5 separate regions of the Homo sapiens genome follow, and all the other regions are linked to region 5. The links are chromatin contacts, found by Hi-C or POLR2A ChIA-PET in ENCODE. All regions are on one chromosome and are shown on one strand. Each heading gives the region's core, a stretch centred on a gene start or an enhancer-like site at or near the end of the contact. The rest is flanking DNA. Distances are from core to core; before and after follow the strand shown. Region 1 holds the start of PAQR3 (progestin and adipoQ receptor family member 3). Region 2 holds the start of NUP54 (nucleoporin 54). Region 3 holds the start of BMP2K (BMP2 inducible kinase). Region 4 holds the start of NAAA (N-acylethanolamine acid amidase). Region 5 holds the start of CCNG2 (cyclin G2).

What was found. Hi-C counts contacts between places; a loop is a spot of excess contacts on that map. ChIA-PET counts read pairs that join two places held with the same protein, here RNA polymerase II (POLR2A). Pooled maps may share reads with other maps.
Region 1: a loop to region 5 is called in a map of B cell, with 12 times the contacts of the local background. The contact joins the promoter of PAQR3 here to the promoter of CCNG2 in region 5. A Hi-C loop is called at or near these places in 3 of 168 maps with a recorded cell type or tissue (B cell, CD8-positive, alpha-beta T cell and naive thymus-derived CD4-positive, alpha-beta T cell) and 7 of 50 pooled maps.
Region 2: a map of B cell shows a loop between it and region 5 (7-fold over the local background). The contact joins the promoter of NUP54 here to the promoter of CCNG2 in region 5. A Hi-C loop is called at or near these places in 8 of 168 maps with a recorded cell type or tissue (B cell, CD4-positive, alpha-beta T cell, CD8-positive, alpha-beta T cell and 3 more), 11 of 37 single-sample maps with no recorded cell type and 18 of 50 pooled maps. POLR2A ChIA-PET finds 5 or more read pairs at or near these places in 1 of 52 experiments (CD4-positive, alpha-beta T cell).
Region 3: a map of CD8-positive, alpha-beta T cell shows a loop between it and region 5 (21-fold over the local background). The contact joins the promoter of BMP2K here to the promoter of CCNG2 in region 5. A Hi-C loop is called at or near these places in 6 of 168 maps with a recorded cell type or tissue (CD4-positive, alpha-beta memory T cell, CD8-positive, alpha-beta T cell, gastrocnemius medialis and 1 more), 6 of 37 single-sample maps with no recorded cell type and 14 of 50 pooled maps.
Region 4: a map of CD4-positive, alpha-beta T cell shows a loop between it and region 5 (6-fold over the local background). The contact joins the promoter of NAAA here to the promoter of CCNG2 in region 5. A Hi-C loop is called at or near these places in 3 of 168 maps with a recorded cell type or tissue (CD4-positive, alpha-beta T cell, CD4-positive, alpha-beta memory T cell and naive thymus-derived CD4-positive, alpha-beta T cell), 4 of 37 single-sample maps with no recorded cell type and 9 of 50 pooled maps.

The regions. Positions count from the first base shown.
Region 1 is chr4:78,937,871-78,941,742 of GRCh38, forward strand. PAQR3 (progestin and adipoQ receptor family member 3) reads right to left here and starts at 1,568. Exons shown (of 6, transcript NM_001040202.2): 1 at 1,170-1,568. The coding sequence starts at 1,354. RefSeq lists silencers at 1,098-1,167, 1,258-1,747.
Region 2 is chr4:76,146,372-76,150,191 of GRCh38, forward strand. It overlaps NUP54 (nucleoporin 54), which reads right to left and starts at 2,026. Exons shown (of 12, transcript NM_017426.4): 1 at 1,937-2,026. The coding sequence starts at 2,003. LOC124900718 (a long non-coding RNA gene) reads left to right here and starts at 2,178. Exons shown (of 2, transcript XR_007058144.1): 1 at 2,178-2,231; 2 at 2,836-3,820. RefSeq lists an enhancer at 1,976-2,135.
Region 3 is chr4:78,775,064-78,778,745 of GRCh38, forward strand. It overlaps BMP2K (BMP2 inducible kinase), which reads left to right and starts at 1,287. Exons shown (of 16, transcript NM_198892.2): 1 at 1,287-1,658. The coding sequence starts at 1,481. BMP2K-DT (BMP2K divergent transcript) reads right to left here and starts at 907. Exons shown (of 1, transcript NR_186689.1): 1 at 1-907. RefSeq lists enhancers at 523-1,153, 1,786-2,416 and silencers at 620-869, 960-1,629, 1,991-2,191.
Region 4 is chr4:75,939,687-75,943,282 of GRCh38, forward strand. NAAA (N-acylethanolamine acid amidase) reads right to left here and starts at 1,327. Exons shown (of 11, transcript NM_014435.4): 1 at 1,058-1,327; 2 at 315-479. The coding sequence starts at 1,263. RefSeq lists silencers at 610-679, 1,080-1,549.
Region 5 is chr4:77,155,065-77,158,536 of GRCh38, forward strand. It overlaps CCNG2 (cyclin G2), which reads left to right and starts at 2,143. Exons shown (of 8, transcript NM_004354.3): 1 at 2,143-2,442; 2 at 3,469-3,472. The coding sequence starts at 3,469. It overlaps LOC101928864 (a long non-coding RNA gene), which reads right to left and starts at 3,000. Exons shown (of 2, transcript XR_244659.5): 1 at 206-3,000. RefSeq lists silencers at 1,702-1,821, 2,242-2,311, 2,342-2,451.

The DNA of each region.
Region 1 (3,872 bases), core at 318-2,817, 1.8 Mb after region 5:
TGCTTGCCCTATTCTTGTGGAACTCCAGATCCACAGCAGAACTCAGCTGTGTAATTTACTCATGCACAGGAGGCACTGGGGAGGAAAACGGTAATTACGCTTCAAGTTGTGAATCCTAAGGGCCATCCATTCAAGCCAAGTAGGGATGGGCAGTGATGTCACCTTGTGACCATGAGTCACAGAAACACTTTCATGGCAGGACAAAAGGAAAGAAGGGCAGGAAAAGACAATGCTGGAAAAATCAAGAATCAGACATGTGGTTGCCGCTTGAGCAATTCAACAGCCCACATTCTGGCACTAGGGTTTGCCACTACAGCGACCTGGAGCTAACCAACACCTGTATCTTAATTCTCCTGAAGCAGAGGTCCTGTATTTTAGTACAGGTAGTAAGTTTGGACAGTTACTCCAAGAACTAGAATAGTTATTTTTCAGTTTTGTTTTTTTAAAACACGGATTTTCAAGGGACTGTGGTTTTAAAGGTTTAAAATGATAAAGAAATTTCTTTCTTAGAGATGCTTCTGTGGTGCTCTAGTGGAGACTGGGTGCCCGTTATGAGCTCTCTTTACCACAGTACTTTTCCTACACAGCATTTTTTCCACAATGGTTATTATGTAATTGTGTAATTATCTATTTAATGTCTGTTACCCAGGCTACACCTTAGTAGCTTCATGAAAACAAGGGCCATGTTTGCTTTTTTTTCTGCATGGGCTCCATAAGTATTTGCCAAATGAATAAATCTCGGGTGTATATGTTAACTTGTTTCCTATTATACAGGCACTTATCTGGCCCAAAGCTACTGAATTCCCACAGTGTTGCTCTAAAAAGAAAGGTATACACCGGGCAAATATGGCTCAGCCCCATTTCAATATATATCTCAATGAGCCGAACAAACCGAATAAAGGATGTAAAAGCCCTTTGTAAAGAGCAAAGCGTCATAGGAGAGCTGTAATTATGATCACTGTTACTATCATGATTATTCCGTGGACCAAGTACCCCGGCCAGGTAAGGGGAGATAACGGGGGAGGAGAGGCGGCAAAAAGGGATGAAAAGGATGGGGCGGCGAGGAAATGATGGGCAAGCAGAAAGGCGGGGAAAGCAGAAGGGGGACCAGACAAAAAGGGTGTAGGTGAGAGAAGGGGGCACTCCAGGCGGAGGCAGCCAGACCGTACCTTTTGATACACAGCCTGGACGGCAGGTAGGCCCGGTAGCCGTCGGTGATGTACGGGTTGTCCTTGAGGGACCCGGGGATCTGCTCGTAGGTGTACAGGCGGATGCCACGGGGCACCAGGACCGGCCAGTACTGGTAGCTGCCCAGCTCGATGTAATGCGCGCTCTTCAGCAGCTTCTGATGCATCGTTCCCGGCCGCCGCCGCTCCCCGGCTCGGGAGCTCCCCCAGGTCCCGCCTCCCCGGGGAGGGGGCTTCGCCGCTGGCGCCCCCGCCCCGGAGCCCGCGGACGCTGCGCGAGGTCCTACCGCGCTGCCGCTGCTGCCCAGGGCCCGGCTCTGCGCTCACACCGGCCACTGCCGCCAGCGCCGCGGCGGACCCGGCAGCGTCGCAGCCTCCTCTGACGTCAGCGCGCCGCGGCGGCCCCGCCCCTCAGCCCTAGCTGGGAGGGGCAGGGTGCTGGGGCGCGCCCGGGTGTGCTCGAGCGTGCGCTGGCGGCGGCCCGGGCTCCCGGGCGTCTCTCACGCTGTGTTTTGGCGGCGCCTGGGGTCTTCGTTTGCATATGAGAAGAGCCGAAAGCACAGAGCTACAGGCGAATACAAGTGGATTTTTTTTCTTTTTCTGTTTTTTTATTAGAAGTAATAGTTGCTGCATTTTGAAAAATCAAGAGGAAAAGAGTTAACAGGAAGAAAAGTTCGAGGTAATTACCGTTTAGTTTATGCTTGGAATTACACACACTTAGTGTCAGAAGGGACTTTGAGGATTTCTAAGCTGAAGTCAGCTCTTAGCACGATAATTGGAAAGAGAGGAAACCTGATGCACGTGGAACATACACCAGCATCGAGCACATCCTGAGCCATAAAGGAAAGCCCCCGTGCATTCAAAACTCCGACCCCTTTCAGCGTTATGTTCTCTGATCACAGTAGAATTAAACTAGAGTAACAAGAAAACTAAAAGTCTCCACGTCTGGAATAGGAGCAATACACCAAATATTTCAAGGGCTGATGAAGAAATCACAATGGAAATGAGAATATCTACTTAACTGAATAATATAGAACATATTAAAAAATCCTGTGGAGTGCGGCTATAGTAGCGTTTACAGGAAGTGTTGCAGCTTTGTTTCTGGCTATTTACTGTAATGCAAGTGTTTACTTATAATGGCAACAGGGCAAAACATCAGTTTGAGTACCGTATGTGTATAATAGAACGCTTAGTCCATTGTTTGGCATTGTAAGGGCAAGAAAAATATCTTGTCCTCACTTATCACAAGGTTCACAGCTGACATTCCTATGAAAAAAATTAAGAGAAGCCAGGCGCAGGTGGCTCATGCCTGTAATCCCAACATTTTGGAAGGCCGAGGCAGGCGGATTGCTTATGCCCAGGAGTTGGAGACCAGCCTGGGTAACATAGTGAGACGCTGTCGCTACAAAAAAAACCAACCAAACAAACAAAAAACAAAAATTAGTCGGGTGTGGTGATGGGCGCCTGTAGTCCCAAACTATTCTGGGCTGAAGTGAGAGGGTTGCTTGAGCCTGGGAGGTCGAGGCTGCAGTGAGCCATGTTTGTGCCACTGCACTCCAGTCTGGGTGACAAAGCGAGACTTTGTCTCAAAAAATAAATAATAAAAATTAACAAGAAAAGGGATAATAAATTCATTTAACACAGTTTTATGTGACAGAGGAGTCTTCAGAAATGAAGACACAAAGACCCAGGAAAAAATGGGCTTTTTATGCTAAGTCTGATGAAAGGAGTGGATAGTTGTGGAGAAACATGATTGAAAGGGGGCATCATCTAATGATAATAAACTGAGGGGGGATCCTAGCTAGCAAGGCCAGTTCATTCAAATTCTTGGCCTCAGAGTATGGGGCAGGAACTCTCTAGAATGAGGGTTTTATGACCTAGTTTCAGGTGAGGTAAGTCAGAACTCCTTTGTGACCACGGAAAGGCAGGGACAGTCAGAAAGTAACCTTACTAGATTTTTTGTTGTTGTTGTTGTTGGGGGAAGACAGAGTCTCACTCTGAAGCCCAGGCTGGAGTGCAGTGGCACAATCTCGGGTCACGCAATCTCCACCTCCCGGGTACAAGCAATTCTCCTGCCTCATCCTCCCGAGTAGCTGGGACTACAGGCACCCACCACCATGCCCGGCTAATTTTTGTACTTTTCGTAGAGATGGGGTTTCACCATGTTGGACAGGCTGCCCTTGAACTCCTGACCTCAAACAATATGCCTGCCTCAGCCTCCCAAAGTGCTGAGATTACAGGCGTGAGCCACCACGCCCGGCCCCTTACTAGGTTTTATGGCTTCCTTTAGGGAGAGAAATTCTAGGTTGTAAGACCCACTTGGGAAGAACAGGAAAAGGAAGAAAGGAGGACGGAAAGAAGTTCAGAGAGACCTTAGTTTTGAGGCCTTCCCAGTCTCCTTTAAAGTACTCAGCATGTCAAAGCACCACACTTTGGGGTGGGTGTGGTGTTCTGAACCCTGACAACATACAATAATCACTCATAATACCTATTATTATTATGCTAGTAATATTGGTTGATTTTTGAGAAGCAGTATGGCTTAGTGATTAAGATATTGGACTTTGAAGCCATTTACTTAAGTTCGAATTTGTGTTCAATCATTTACTAACTATTAATACATGTCCTAGTGCAGGTAACTTAACCTCTCTGAGCCTCAGTTTTCTTATTGGTAGAATAAGACTAATA
Region 2 (3,820 bases), core at 776-3,275, 1.0 Mb before region 5:
CCAATTTTAAGCAAACAAGGAAAAGTAAACACATCAAAGGACAGTGATATGTGATTACTTCGAATACATCTTAATTAAAATGCATCATCTTGTCTTTGAAGTTTTCAAATATTCTTCGAACTGTTTTCAACTCAGATGCTAGGGTGATAATCACATTGCAGTAACCAGTGAATGAACAAAATAACAAACTTCCCAATTAACTTTTAGGGAGTAAATAATGTTTATCAAATGCATATAATTGGCATGGGCACAAGAGGCATAACGTAAGAGACTATGGACGATAAATTCATATACGAGCAGCTGAAGAACAAGTTTTTTTCTACAGTGTCACTATGTAAAGTACCCATAAACCTATTTTAAATGTATATATCATTATTGTTTTGCAAAATTTCTAATGAGCTGCAAACAACCCACGTGCATATGAAAATCTTCATAATTATCTTTTTGAATGCAAAGACGTCTAGCTTACCTTTTAGAATTCGATGCTATATCACATAAAACTAAACTGCTCTCTTTGAGCATTTCCCAAAATTCCAGCAAAGAACTGGGGATTCTTTCTATAATTACAAATCTTATAGAAATTACACATCTTATAGTATCCTAATCTGCTGAGTTGACCAAAGAAATACATTATTATCATTATAACACAAGTTAAAAAACAAAACAGGTTACTGCTGTTCGTATAAGACTTGTTTCTCTTTGGAAACACAAGGACAATAAAATGAAATCTCAATGAAAGATGCAGAAAAAATGAAAAATGACTGCAGGAGTCCAAGAATCCCAGGATGGGCTTGACTGGTGGTGAGTTTATACTTTGGAAGTCCTACCTAATAATTTTAAAGATCTATTCAAAATTATAATCCAAATGCTTATCATTTGGAAGATAAGTGCACATTTAATAAAGGAACACTGTAACTTGCAAAACTTTCCTAAACCACATCTTTTAAGGCAGTAAAAACTTGATACAGATGTTTTTGATTCGAGATAAGGAAATAAATTTCCTTTCCCTATTAGACAAGTAACTGTTCTTTCCCAAACTCCAGGAACCACAATATTCTTGGACTCCAGCTCCCAACACTGGTTACACATACAACCCGCAGTATCTACCTGCACTTGCCAGACTGTTACCAAAATTGAACGGAGTCGCCGAGGTAGTAGAAACACCGAAATTCCCAATATTAAAGTTCACTGCAGGATTAGCAGTTAATCCGAAACCCCCAAAATTAAACCCACTGGCGGTGGAGTTGGCAGTCTCAAGCCCACCAAATCCTGATAGGCGTGTAGGCAAAGAAACAAAATTTTAAAAAGGGGGAGAGGGAAAAAGAAAAGAAAGCAAGATAAGGATTAGAAGAATCAGCAGGAGGTTTCACAGAAGTGAACAAACCTGGTTTTGCTCCAAACAGTTTAAGAAAGCAGAGTGGGGGTGGGGTGGGGCAGATGGAAGAAGCATGACGGATAAACCCCACAGCGAGGACCACAGGGGGCCGGGGGTGGAACTAAGGGAGTCAATGGGCAGTGCCGGTGGATCCCCAGCCCTATCCTCGCCGAGTCCGGCAGCGGGAACCACGCAAGCGTTCCCGCCCATCCAGGAGGCTGAGGTGCAGAGGGGAGGGAGGTTCTCGGGCAAGGGGAGAGGGAAGCAACCTCCAATTTCTCTGAGTAGGACTCCCCGGCAGCGGGAAGCGAACCGCTCAAGCCAGGGCCCTGTGGAAACTCACGCGCGGCAAGCGAGCTTCTAGTGGGACCCCGAGTACCCCCGTGGCCTCCTCGGGTGCCGCCTCGGCCCACTCTGCCGCCGCCCGCCCTTTTCCAATGCCTCTAAAGTCTCCGCGTCGGCGGGAGATTCCAGGATCCCCAGGTCGGAGAGTCTCGGACAGAGGGGGCGGACCAGACCCTTCCCCTTCTTCCCGGGTGAAGGTCTAGGGGGATCACTCACCCGCGGGGGCCGCGGTGGCTGCAGCGGTACCGGAGGTGCCCGAGGGAGCCCCAAAATTGAAGGCCATGTCGCGAAAGCAGGAGACCAAGTAGGTTACTCCTGCGACGCGCAGCGCGCTCCCCTTCTCAGTCCGGCCGGGAAACCGCCAGTCAGATCACCGAGTTCCGCCTCCTTTCTGACCTAGCCTAAGAGGCCGGAAGGCGCCAAGGGCGTAGGAGGTGGGTGGTTGTGAGGGAACGCCCCCAGCCAGCTCACTTCCGGTGGGCTTCACATGCTGTGGGGTGTCACTGTTAAGGTAAAATGCTGGGACGCTCGCGAGGGTGTGCCGCCTGAGAGTCCTTTAAAAACTGCCGTAGGGAGGTTCTTTGGGAAAGGTGTGCAGAGGCTGAAGTTGTTACTGTAGGGATACGCGGTAGACAGCTAGAATTTGTATGTGGTAGGGTTGAAGTTGCTGCCTCATCAACTAGCGGGCCTGGGAGGTCGGGCAGCAGGGCTGGGGTTGAGAACCCCCCCAACACCCACGAGGAGGTGGTATTTGAACCCAGTGCTGAAGGATGAGTAGACGGAGCAGAAGCAGTAAAGAGGATGCACGTTGGAAGAAATGAAAGCGAATGGAATTGTAGCAAACACGTTGCGTTTACTATGTGCCAGGCACTCTTCTAGACATTTTACATAATTTAATCAGCTATCTTATGAGGTGGGTTGCTGCTATCTCCAATTTATAAAAGAGGAAACAGGTACCAAAGGGTCAGGCTGTTTACAGAGTAAATACTCCTAACCACAGCTCTAAGGGGAGCACTGAAAAAGAGGGGAAGAGTGGGCCCCCTCTGTTGTACTTGTAATATAATTTAATCCTCAGAATAAATAAATAGAGAAGATTCTGTAACTGTATTTTGCAGGTGAGATGAGAGAATTGAGGTTTGGAGTTGTTAAGCAGCTTGCCCAAAGTCACCTTGCAGGTAGGTTCTGGAGTCTGGTTTTGGACTCATGTTTCTCCACTCCAGAGTCCCAATTTGTAAAAATTACCATTATATTATATTGCCTTGTAAATTATGGTAAGGATTTCAGACTATTTCTTGAGGGTAATGGGAAACCTTTAAGGGGTTTTAGGCAGAGGACTAGTATGACTAGAATTTTGTTTTTAGAAGATCCCTCTGGCTGCCATAAGGAGAATGGATTGGAAGGAGCCAGAATGCCTGAGGAAGATAGAGCTTTTAGGAGTCTGTTGTAGTTGCACAGGTAGGAGATGATAATGACTTGGATTACATCTGGCAGTGGAATTAGGAGAATAAATTTGAGAGATACTTAAGAAATAGCATATATGAGACTCGTAGTATTTGGACGTGGGAAGTAAGGATTCAAGGACAACCTCCTGCTTTCTGGCTTGGGCAAGTTGGTGAATGGTGGACCCGTGTCTGACTCCTACAAACTGAGTATGCTCTCATACCCACTGCCCTGCCTTCTTTCACTGTTTGTCACAGATAATTTATCAATCTAATTTTTCCTTACAATAGTATATATTCCATAAGTGCAAGAACCATGTCCCTCTTGTTCCATGCCCATCACAAGTGCCTGGCATATAACAGGGGGAAATAAATAATGAATGAATGACAGATAGGTGGAAACCAGATCTTGAAAGACCTTCCTTAGCATGTTAAGGAGCTTTGATTTACCAGCAGTTTGTCCAGCTGCGGCCCACAGGCCACATGTGGCTCATGGCTTAGGATGGCTTTGAATGCAGCCCAACACAAATTCGTAAACTTTATTGAAACATTGTGAGGTTTTTTGCGATTTTTTTTAAAGCTCATCAGCTATTGTTAGTGTATTTTATGTGTGGCCCAAGACAATTCTTCTTCTTCCAGTGTGGCCCAAGGAAGCCAAAAG
Region 3 (3,682 bases), core at 37-2,536, 1.6 Mb after region 5:
TCTCTTTACACAGGCTCTACAGTTTGCCATTCCCTACCACTCCTGAATGTTTTACACCCATATTTATTTTGTTGCTTCACCCTGCAGTCGGGAGACTCCTGCAGTTTATGAAATTGATACAACAGGGCTTTTTTTTTTTTTTTTTTTTTTGGTAGGGGGTGCAAATCTCTTTGATTTGAGGGGAACGCAGTGGTCGCTTTTGCTTCCAAACAGCCTTAAATCTGCCCGTTTTTCAACGATCTGACCTTACTTTTTCAGGGTGGCCAAAAGCACAAAATTATGAATCAAAGAATGGTCCCCAATTACCACGAGCCAGCTGTGTGACCTTGGGCGACTCCGTTAAGTTCTTTTAGCCAAGAGTGATGAATGGTCTGCAAAACGACCTTAATACCTGTTCTGAATACCCCCACATGGCTGTGGTACAGCAGGCGTGAGATGTTTAAAGTACTCCTAAGTAATTTATAAACTGCAAAACGCTTCCCAGCACAAGCGTCCGCTACAGAGCGCGACGACACCGAGCCGGTTTAGAAGTCCAGTTACTGGAATCCACTCCAGTTCCGTCCTGCTCCCACCTCCTACGCTCAGGGTGGGCGAGCGGAAGGAGACTCTCAAGGGAGAAGGCCTGGAAAACTGGCTAAGAAACGAAGCGAGAAGTTCCTCAGCAGGGGTAAAGTTGTTGGCGGCATTTTTAAGCCCCTAGAGTGGCACAGCGACTCCCGGTCGAGATGACGGACCCCGGTGCGTGACCAGCGCGGGAGCCAGTCCCGGGCCACCTCCCTGCTTGAAGTCGGGCCTGGCCAGTACCCTCCCGGCGCAACCCCGGACCCGGGACCCCCGACTTTGCCCTAGTCCCCAACCCCCACAATCACCTCCCTTGGTCCCCCTCCACGTGACAAGAGCCGGAACCGTCACTTCCGGCGGCGCGGGCAGCGCGCCTGCGCGGGTCGCCCGGCCTCAGTGAGCGGTTGGCAGCAGCGCCCCCCCCCCCCCCCCGCCAACGGCCACGAGTGGCGGGCGGCGCGGGTTCGGCCGGGGCGGCGGCGGCGCGACGGGCTGCGGTCCTGCGGGTTTGTGGCCTGAGACGTCTAGCCCACTCCCTGGAGGGGCCGGCCGCCCAGCCTCTTTCGCTCTCTTCCTCTACCCCGGCTCGCGCTCCAGGCGCTTAGTGAGGCGGCGGGACGCCCGGGGCACTGGCGGAGGCGGCGGCGTCGCCCCTGGATTCGGACCCGCCCCCTCGCGCCCCGCCCCGTCCCCGCCCTCCCCACCGCCCTCTGCGGGAGCCGGGCAGCTGCAGCGGAGCCGCGGAGCGGGCGGCGGGGCCCAGGCTGTGCGCTTGGGGAGCGCGGAATGTGAGGCTTGGCGGGCCGCAGCACGCTCGGACGGGCCAGGGGCGGCGACCCCTCGCGGACGCCCGGCTGCGCGCCGGGCCGGGGACTTGCCCTTGCACGCTCCCTGCGCCCTCCAGCTCGCCGGCGGGACCATGAAGAAGTTCTCTCGGATGCCCAAGTCGGAGGGCGGCAGCGGCGGCGGAGCGGCGGGTGGCGGGGCTGGCGGGGCCGGGGCCGGGGCCGGCTGCGGCTCCGGCGGCTCGTCCGTGGGGGTCCGGGTGTTCGCGGTCGGCCGCCACCAGGTCACCCTGGAAGAGTCGCTGGCCGAAGGTACGGGCGCCCGGGGAGGCTCGGACAGGCAGGTGAGGGAGGGTTGGGGTGTGGCGGCGGCTTCTCCGGGTCCTCGCCCTCCGGACTGACTCTTATACCCCATTCTTCCTCTGCTGCCGGGCCAGCGGGGGCTCCTAAAGAGTGGCTCGGGCTTTCTCTCTTAAGCTGGCTTTTCTTGCCGCTGGCTGCCCCGGCCGGTGCACAGTTCTCTCATGCCTAGTTTAAATCATTTTCTGTGCTTTTTGACGCGAGAAAATAGGTAGTAGACGGGCTAGGAAGTGGGTTGGTGTTACGATTGGGCCAGTGACTCATTAGAGGGTCAGATCGAACAGGGTTGAAGCTCCGTTCTGCCAGCTGTGGCTCAGACGGGTGTCATGCGTTGGCCTTTTCATCTAAGCCTCCACCCGCGCTGCAGGGCATAGGACCCTGCAGCCCCTGGTGTCAAGCTGGGCTTTGCTGCAGCTCAGTCATCTGTTGAAAAACAATGTATTTGTGTGCATGTGTGCGTGTTGGAGGTGATCCTTTGCTCTAAATTCAGTTAGTAGGTTGCACTGAGGAGCAGGTAAACTTGGAGCCCATTTATCTTTGTTATTTAGAATCTTCTCTGTTGGACAAGGTGCTATTCATGCCCTCCCAGTATGTCTCTTTGATAGTAGTTTAAAAGGTGATATAAAAGCAGGTTAACTTTCACTTAACGAGGTTTTGTGGTCGGTCCTTCATGATCTGGAACAGGTTATGACGGCAGGTAGAAGTCTACTTACAAAAAAAGTTTACTCCATTTTAAAAGAAGAACTTAGAATTTAGTTTTGTATTTCTGGCATAATTGCCTTGTAGAAAATACTTGCCCTGTGTGCTGCATGCTTCATTGGCCTTTGAGTTTTTAGTTGCAAAATGATACTACAAAATAAACACTTTAAAAGAAATACTTTTTGTTGATAAATGGCCCTTTTAAGTTCTATGGTTAAGATAAAAAAAATCGAAGAGTGGATTCAGTTCTCCGAGCGTTAGACGTTGATGTGGTTTGAAAACAGTAGACTGAGATTCCGCTTGTATTTTTTGAAATGCTATACACAACAGTAAATTAGCACAAGGGAAAAAACCTGAAGATTTTTGTATAAAATATTTGAAAGAGAAAGAAATCGTGAATTATTCAAGTGTACATATCATTGTTTCGTGAACCATTGCTCAGAATAATGATCTTAGCCGAAACTTGGAGAGGTGGGAGAAGGAGGATCCTTAGTTTTTCAGAAGAATGAATATGTGGTGAGTGGTCTTTATAAAAGATTTACTATACTATAAAGTTTTCTAGCTCTTTATTACACATGAATTTCAATTATTGGTTTAGATTGTGTTGTAGGTTTTAAAAGCACATGGCTCTTCACTCAAATGCCATATTCTGTCTTTGAATTGTTTTAGTAACTAATTGAAATGTAGCTTGAGTAGTGTTACACTCACTCATTCCACTAAATCCCAGATGGGTCTTTTATTTAATAGAAAAAAAATACTGACATTTCACAAATTAGATTTTGAATTTGTAACTTGTATTACTCACTACCCTAAGCATATCTTATCACTACCCTAAGCAAGCCATTTTCAATAAAAAAATAATTTTGGAAAGTAATAAAGATGAATTTCAAAAGGAGAGTTCGTTCAACCACAACGAAGAATAAAAGTTTATTTCAAGCGCTAATGTCACTGTTAGAGTGTTCCACTGACTTTTGCCATAAATGTATCATTTCTCTTGAAAAGTCAATAATCAAATGCTAGGAGGAAGCAAGGACTGAAGAAATCCTTTTAGAAGATGAAACTTCTCCATCCTACACCCCAGCTTTAATTTCCTAGAAGGGAGGCCAAGGCCTAGGTTTTCTTTCCTTGTGTATTTTTTCTGTCTCCATCACCCACACAACTGGAATTGTCTATGTATAATCAGTTTAATTTTGATCCTGGCCGGTCTTATTTCAGATGCTTAATATCCCCTCTCCCTTCCTAATAAATAGTGCCACAATTTAGACAAGATGTTTAAG
Region 4 (3,596 bases), core at 77-2,576, 1.2 Mb before region 5:
TTACAGGTGTGAGCCAACGCGCCCGGCCTTTGAGCAGAATTTTAAAAGTACGCTACCTGGATTGGGGAAGAGAAAACCCGGGGCTACACGTAGAGGGAAAGTTTAGTGTTGAATCGGAGAATCTGCTTTCCCTCTCGAAGCCTACGATGTGCAGCTCAGATTTACCCAGAGAGGCAAAGAGGAAGCGCTGGAGGTTTCTAGGCAAGCAGGCACCGCCCTGTTTTTATCACACGGAAAATATGTCTCCTCCCGCTAGTCTGTGTCGGGGGCCCCCGCAAGCCCCGCGTTACTCCGCGCGGGCTTGGGGCACTCACACGGAGGACTCGTAGGCCAGGTTGACCAGAAGGCAGTCCGCCAGGCTGAGGTTCATGAAGTCACACATGCCGCGGATCTCGCCGGTGAAGGGCTGGGGCAGGAAGCGCTCCAGCTCCAGGACCACTTTTCCGATTAACACGTGCACCCACTTGGGGACTCTGTCCCTAGAAACAAAAAGCACAAGGGCGTCTGACCCGCTCAGAGGTCGGCGGCGTGCGACTGCGTGTGCACTGCGAGCGGGGCTACATCCTTAGGGCGTGAGGTCTCAGGGCCACTGCTCCCCAGTCAGTGGACCGCCCAGGCGCGGCGTCACTCAATCTGCAGCCTCCCGGGAGTGGGGGGAAGGGGGCGGGGGGAAGGCGGCGGGTAAGAAAACTCCGAATGGGGAGGGCGAGTGAGGCTGGTCCCAAAGGGGCAAGCTTGGAAGGCCCGCGAGGCCCGCAAGGAAGGCGCGGGTTGCCCCTCCTTGGTAGCTATGCAGCCCGGGCGACAACTCGCGCGCCACGCTGACCCGGAATGGCTCAAGGACTGGCGTGCCACGGGTGACACCGAACTTGAAAGCCGAACCTGCCGCGCTGGATTCTCCCCAACCCGGACGCTGCTCAGGGCGGCAGCCAAAACCAGTTCTCCAAGGGTGGCGGGGAGTAAAGCGTCCCCGTTTAAAGCACTCTGAGCAGCGCGCGTTTGACTCCGACCCGCAGGGCCGGTGTCCCCGCAGACCCCGTCCAGGGCCCCAGCTCACCCGATGACTTGCGCCATCGCGGCGCGCACCAAGTCCAAGTCGTAGTGCCGCAGCACGGGCAGCCAGCGCAGCTCGGGGACCGAGTCCAGGCTCACGTTGAAGCGCGGCGCTGCTGGGGGCGAGGCGGCTGACAGCCCGGCCCCGGCCAGCAGCAGCAGCAGCAGGGACGGAAGCCCCGGGCGCGCCTCCCGGTCCGCGGTCCGCATGGCTCGGGCTCCAGCGGCCGCAACTTGGAGACCTGCAGCCGCTGTCGGAGCCCGGGTAAGCCGTGGAGGAGGAGGAGCTGGGGCTGGGCTGCGATCGCTGGAGGTGGGGCCCGCGCACGACCCGCCCGCCCCTGTCACCGGCAAGCCGGAGCGGCGACACCTCCCGTCCCCGCCGCGCATCCACTAGCCCGCCCCGACTCTCCATCGGGCCTGGAGGTCCCTGACCGCGGGGCCGCTAAGGGTTGGGGCTGCCGGCAGCCGGCTTCTCACCAACTGCCGGTTCCAGCGCACCTGCTTGGGCCGAAGGAGTGTAGGCTGCGGCCGGGAGGGGCTGTAAGATTTTCAGTAGCGAAAAGGTGTCAGGAAAGACTTTTCAGTTAAACTTTGTTTGCTTGTTTGTTTGTTTGTTTGAGATGTAGTCTCACTCTATTGCCCAGGCTGGAGTGCGGCGGCGAGATATCCGCTCACTGCCAACTCCGCCTCCTGGGTTCAAGCGATTCTCCTGCCTCAGCCTCTCAAGTAGCTGGGATTACAGGCGTCCACCACCATACCTGGCTAATTTTTGTATTTTTGGTAGGGACAGGGTTTCACCATGTTGGCCAGACTAGTCTCGAATTCCTGACCTAAGGTGATCCACCGGCCTCAGCCTCCCAAAGTGCTGGGATTACAGGCGTGAGCCACCGCGCCTGGCTGGTAAAACATTTTTTTAAAGCTCAAAATTTAGTGAACATTTATCTGCTAAATATTTTTCGCGGACATTATCTCATTTAATCATCAAAACAAGCCAACAGGTAGGTTCCACTAATCCTCGCTTTACTGATGAGGAGTGTGAGGCTTGGAGAGGTGAAGCCATGTACCCGAGGTTACTCTGCTGGTGTGTCTCTGCACTGGCCTCCAAGTAAGGAGGTCTGAATCCACAATCCACCTTCACACCTAAGTTTCTTCACCTTTGAGTTCCCAATGTCTGGGAGACAAACTTAGGAAAATCTTAGTAAGGCTGGGACATTCTTAACGGTTAGCACAGTTGTCTGTGGGTAAAACAGGGTACATGTGTACATGAATAGTAGAAACTAAATGAAAGGGCCGGGCATGGTGGCTTAGGCTTGTAATCCCAGCAGTTTGGGGGGCTGAGGCGGGTGGATCACCTGAGGTCAGAAGTTTGAGACCAGCCTGGCCAACATGGTGAAACCCTGTCTCTACTAAAAATACAAAAATTAGCCGGGCGTGGTGGTGTAATCCCAGCTACTTGGGAGGCTGAACAGGAGAACCTCTTGAACCTGGGAGGCAGAGGTTGCAGTGAGCCGAGATTGTGCCAATGCACTCTAGCCTGAGTGACAAGAGCAAAACTTTGTCTCAAAAAAAAAAAAAAAAAAAAAAAAAAAAAAAAAAAAAAAAAAAAAAACTAAATGCATAGTAGAAACTAAACACATTTTTTTTTTATTTTTTACCAATTTTAGGATGAAGAAATACAACTTTTATAATCAATCACTTGTTTTTAAGGATAACACTTAAAGGAATTACAAAATTTCTTGCCAGACATGGTGGTTCACGCCTGTCATCCCAGCACGTTGGCTGGCTGATCATCTGAGGTCACTTGGTTTAATGAATAGAATCAGAATTGCTGGTGGTTGACTTCCAAGACTAGGTCACAAAAGACACTGTGGGTTTCTCCTTGCTCTCTTGAATTGCTCACTATAGGAAGCCCATTGTCATGTCCTGAGGAAGCCCTATGAAAATGTCCCTTTGTGGCTGGACACAAATCTCAGCACTTGGAGAGTCAGGCAGGAGGACTGCTTGAGCCCAGGAATTGGAGACCAGCCTGGGCAACAGTGAGACCCCATCTCTACAAACAAATAAAAATAAATTAGCCGGGCATGGGGGCATGTATCTTTAGTCCCAGCTACTTGGTAGGCTGAGGTAGGAGGATTACTTGAGCCCAGGAATTTGAGGCTGCAGTGAACTATGATCACGCCACTGTACTCCAGCCTAAATGACAAAGTGAGACCCTGTCTCCAAAAAAGAAGTAAATAAAATTGAAAAAAAAGAAAAAAGAAAGTCCCTTTGTTGAGGAACTGAGCTTCTACCAAGAGCCAGAGAGGAACTGAGGCTTCTTGTCAAGTCATCTGAGTGAGCCATGGTGGAAGTGGACCTTCCTGCCTCAGCTAAGCCACCCCCAAATTCCTAACCCATAGAAACTGTGAAGCAGGCCGGGCATGGTGTCTCACATCTGTAATCCCAGCACTTTGGGAGGCCGAGGCGGGCAGATCACTGGAGGTCAGGAGTTTGAGACCAGCCTGACCAACATGGTGAAACTCCGTCTCTACTAAAAATAT
Region 5 (3,472 bases), core at 893-3,392:
GATTATGTCAAATAAAAGTTATCACTTATTTATGTTTAAAAGATCAGATAAGCATTGGATAAAATTATGTAGCCTAAGCAAAGGACAATTTCTAAATCTTTTCCTTTTTGTTTTATATAGTCTGTTATTTTTAAAGTCTTCTACCACATAAATTTGCATTTCCTCTTTCACATCACTTATAAAATAACGTATGTTCCTTTTTTACCTTTGCCTTCTTACTTGAAAAAAACATCCCCAGTCTCCTTCATGCTTTGATCACAAACTCTTCATTTCTCTGATGGTGGATAGTTGGTCGAGCTGCTTTCTGTCTGTGGGCCCTGTCCACTCAGCCTATTGATGCTCTGTACAATGAGCTGTCATCTCTGTAATTTTAATCTTAGCTCTAGTCTCTAAGTTAGTTTCATGCTCCTATTATGTTTATCAGCATAGATTTCCAGCAAGATGATTATGTCAAATAAAAGTTATCACTTAATGTTTAAAAGATAAAACAAGCATTGGATAAAATTATGTAGCCTGTAAATCATTTAAAACTGGTGTGCTAATTTTATCTTATTTTCCAAAACCCTCACCAAGCTCACACCTCTCTGAAATAAGTGTTAGCTTTTTGGGCTGCCTTCCCCCAGTTGCTCTGTGCTCCAAACAGATGCCTGTGTTTAGTCCGAGCTAATATGCAAAGGGACCTAGTTTTAAAATTCCTTAGCTGCTCCGCAAAGAAGAGCGCTGCCAAAGCTATGTTGTGTGCCTTCCCATATTTCACAAGTAACAAAATAATTCACAGAAAACACATAGAAGAACAGAAAGGAGAAATCTCTTCCCAGGGACTATCTGATTATGTAGATTAGAACTCACGAATATGGTATTTTCTAATTTAGGAGGGAGAGAGTAAACAAATAAATGTTCCAGGGCAGTCAACCACATGCCCCATTGATATTCCGTGTGAAAGTGTCTCTGGCCTAAGGCACCTGGTTTGTTTGCTTTTTGTCCCGTCCTGGGAGACGTGTCGCCTATAATAACAACGCTAATTATAATGAACAATAAATGATAATTTATGGGTTACCAAGGACCAAGAAGCTCTGGGAGTCTTCATTAAAACAACAGCACTACAACCTCTGGAGGTACGCCGTAATTATTAGATGTTTACGTACCCTCATCAGCGTGCTAAGTTTTTATTGAAAAGCCCCTCCTTCAGTCCCTCCTGAATTTTTTTAAATTATGGAAAAATTCCAAGACACAGAACTAGAAAGAATACTGTAATGCAGCCTCGAGTACCCATCACCCAGCTTCGACCCTCAACTTTTTGCCTATCTTATTTCACCTCTCTTCTCCATTTTTTTTTCTCTTGGACTGTAAAATTTTAAAGCAAATACCCAAACTTGTAGCATTTATTGAATATTTTAGTAAACGCCCCGACAATGTTATAATAATTTGGTGGGTTATTGCAAAATGGAACGCCAAGACAAAATAAAGAAGGAATGTAGAAAACTCTCCCGTGGCTGAAAAGGCTGTCACAAAGGTTAGCTGTTAGGAGAAGCGCCGCGAGCGTGACATTCCCCCAAGAAAGGCGGAGGCAGCCAGGCGAGAAGGCACAGCCCCGCAGGGCAGGTAACTGAATACCTTCTCCGCTGCACACCCAGGCATGCGCAATCCAGACCCTGGAGTTGCTAAGGCCCCAAGGCAGAGAGAGGCTCAGGCTACGGAGAAAGCCAATCAGAGGGCTCCAAGACTGATAAGTTAGCCAATCCAGATTCGAGGGTGAATCAGGTCCTCAGCATGCCCATCGCCCCACCCGCATCCAATCAGAGAGCCGGCTACTTTGGGCGGACTTTTCAAAACAGCGAAAACAAAACAAATCGGGGACCTTTAAAAGGCGTAATGAGACCAGAAACGATCTCCTTCCGCCCCTCTGTCTTCCCCCGTTCCCCAACGCAGATCAATCGCGGAATAAGCCCGACGCCCAGATTCCGCTCTCCGCCCTAGCGCCAGGCGGGAGGACTGGCTCGGCAAAGCCAAGGAGAGCTAGGGAGGCCGCGAGAGAGGCTCGAGACGGCAGCTTAGGGGCGGGACTCTTTTTTAAAGTCCGTGGAGGAAGTGCAGGATCCCTCCGCGGGGAGTCACGTGCCCCGCCCCCTTGGGGGCGTCGAAACTCTTAACAAAAACAAGGGGCTCGGGGAGGTTTCCGCTGAGGCGGCGGGGGTGCGGCGGTGGGCTGGTCTTCCGCGGCCGGCGTTGCGCCGCGGCGGAGGGTGGGCGCGCGGGGAGCGGGATGGAGCCGGGGCTGTGAGGCCGAGGCGGCGGTGCCTGGGAGGAAGGGTCGGATGCCGGACCGGGGGCACCGCTGAGGCGGTGGGTCCCCGACCTGCGAGACAGGTTTGGAAGCCCCCGCTGCGCCCAGTCCGTGCGGACCGCGAGGCCGCGGGCGGGTGGAGGCGCGTCTCCGGCACGGTGAGTGGACCCGCCCAGGGCCGCCGTGGGTTTCTTTGTTCGTGGTGGGGACTGTGGGCTTTGAGGAGGTTGGTACCATGCGAGTGCCTCGGTGCTGCCTGCTCCTCATCCGCTGGAGCGACCAGGGTGCTGCCCTCAGCCCCAGCCCCGGGGGGAGCTGGCGCCCGCGATGGACAGATAGATGCTCGTGGGGTGGAAGGAGGTTGCGACTAGGTTAAGGGCAGTCTCCGCCTCGGTGCCCCCCGCCCCCGCTCGTGTTGTCACGGGGACTTGCTGGCGTGGTGCTTCTCGAATTGACAGCCCCGGGGCTCTGCAGAGTTGTGGGGCCCCGGCATCAGTGGGTGGACGGGTGTTGTCCCTACGGGCGCGGGGCGGGCGGGCTGGACTGGACTTCTCTCCCCGGACCGTAGCCGGGTGTGCCGCGCCACCCCAGGGCTCCTGGGACGGGGGTATCCGCCTCTCGGGTAAGTCCGGAATCGGCGCTGCAGCAGCGGACGGGAAAAGCTGGGGGCGGGACTCTCCGAGAGGGGCTTCTGCAGCTGGGCGCCCCGGGCGGGCGGGGCTCGGGAGTCTCCTCCCTCCGCTTCTTTGTTCAGTCGCGAGACTCTCCCTCCCCTCCCCCCTATTGTGCAACACCCCATCCCCGGGACCCGCTGCAGTCGCTCGCCACACTGCAGTCCCCTGGGCAGAAGGCCCTCCCTGGCGCGACTTCAGGTGGGGCAGACCGAGGGGACGCCGGCGCCCGCGGACAGTTTCCTGTTTGTGAAACGCCAAGAGGCCAGGGCTGGCCGGTCTTACCCAGCGCTGGCCGGCGGACCTGACCACGGCTCCTCCCCCTGCCACACCTCCCTGGCCGTGGTGGGGATTGCCCTGGGGCTCTGGCGGACGTGACTGGTCCCTTCACCCGCTCCTTGTCGGGGTGTGCTGGGGCGACCCTTGCTGGAGGTACTGGCCTCAGCCCTTTCTCCCGCTTCCCCACCCCTCTTACCCCCAGATTACATTCTCTGTGTGGTGTCTTTACTGCAGATGA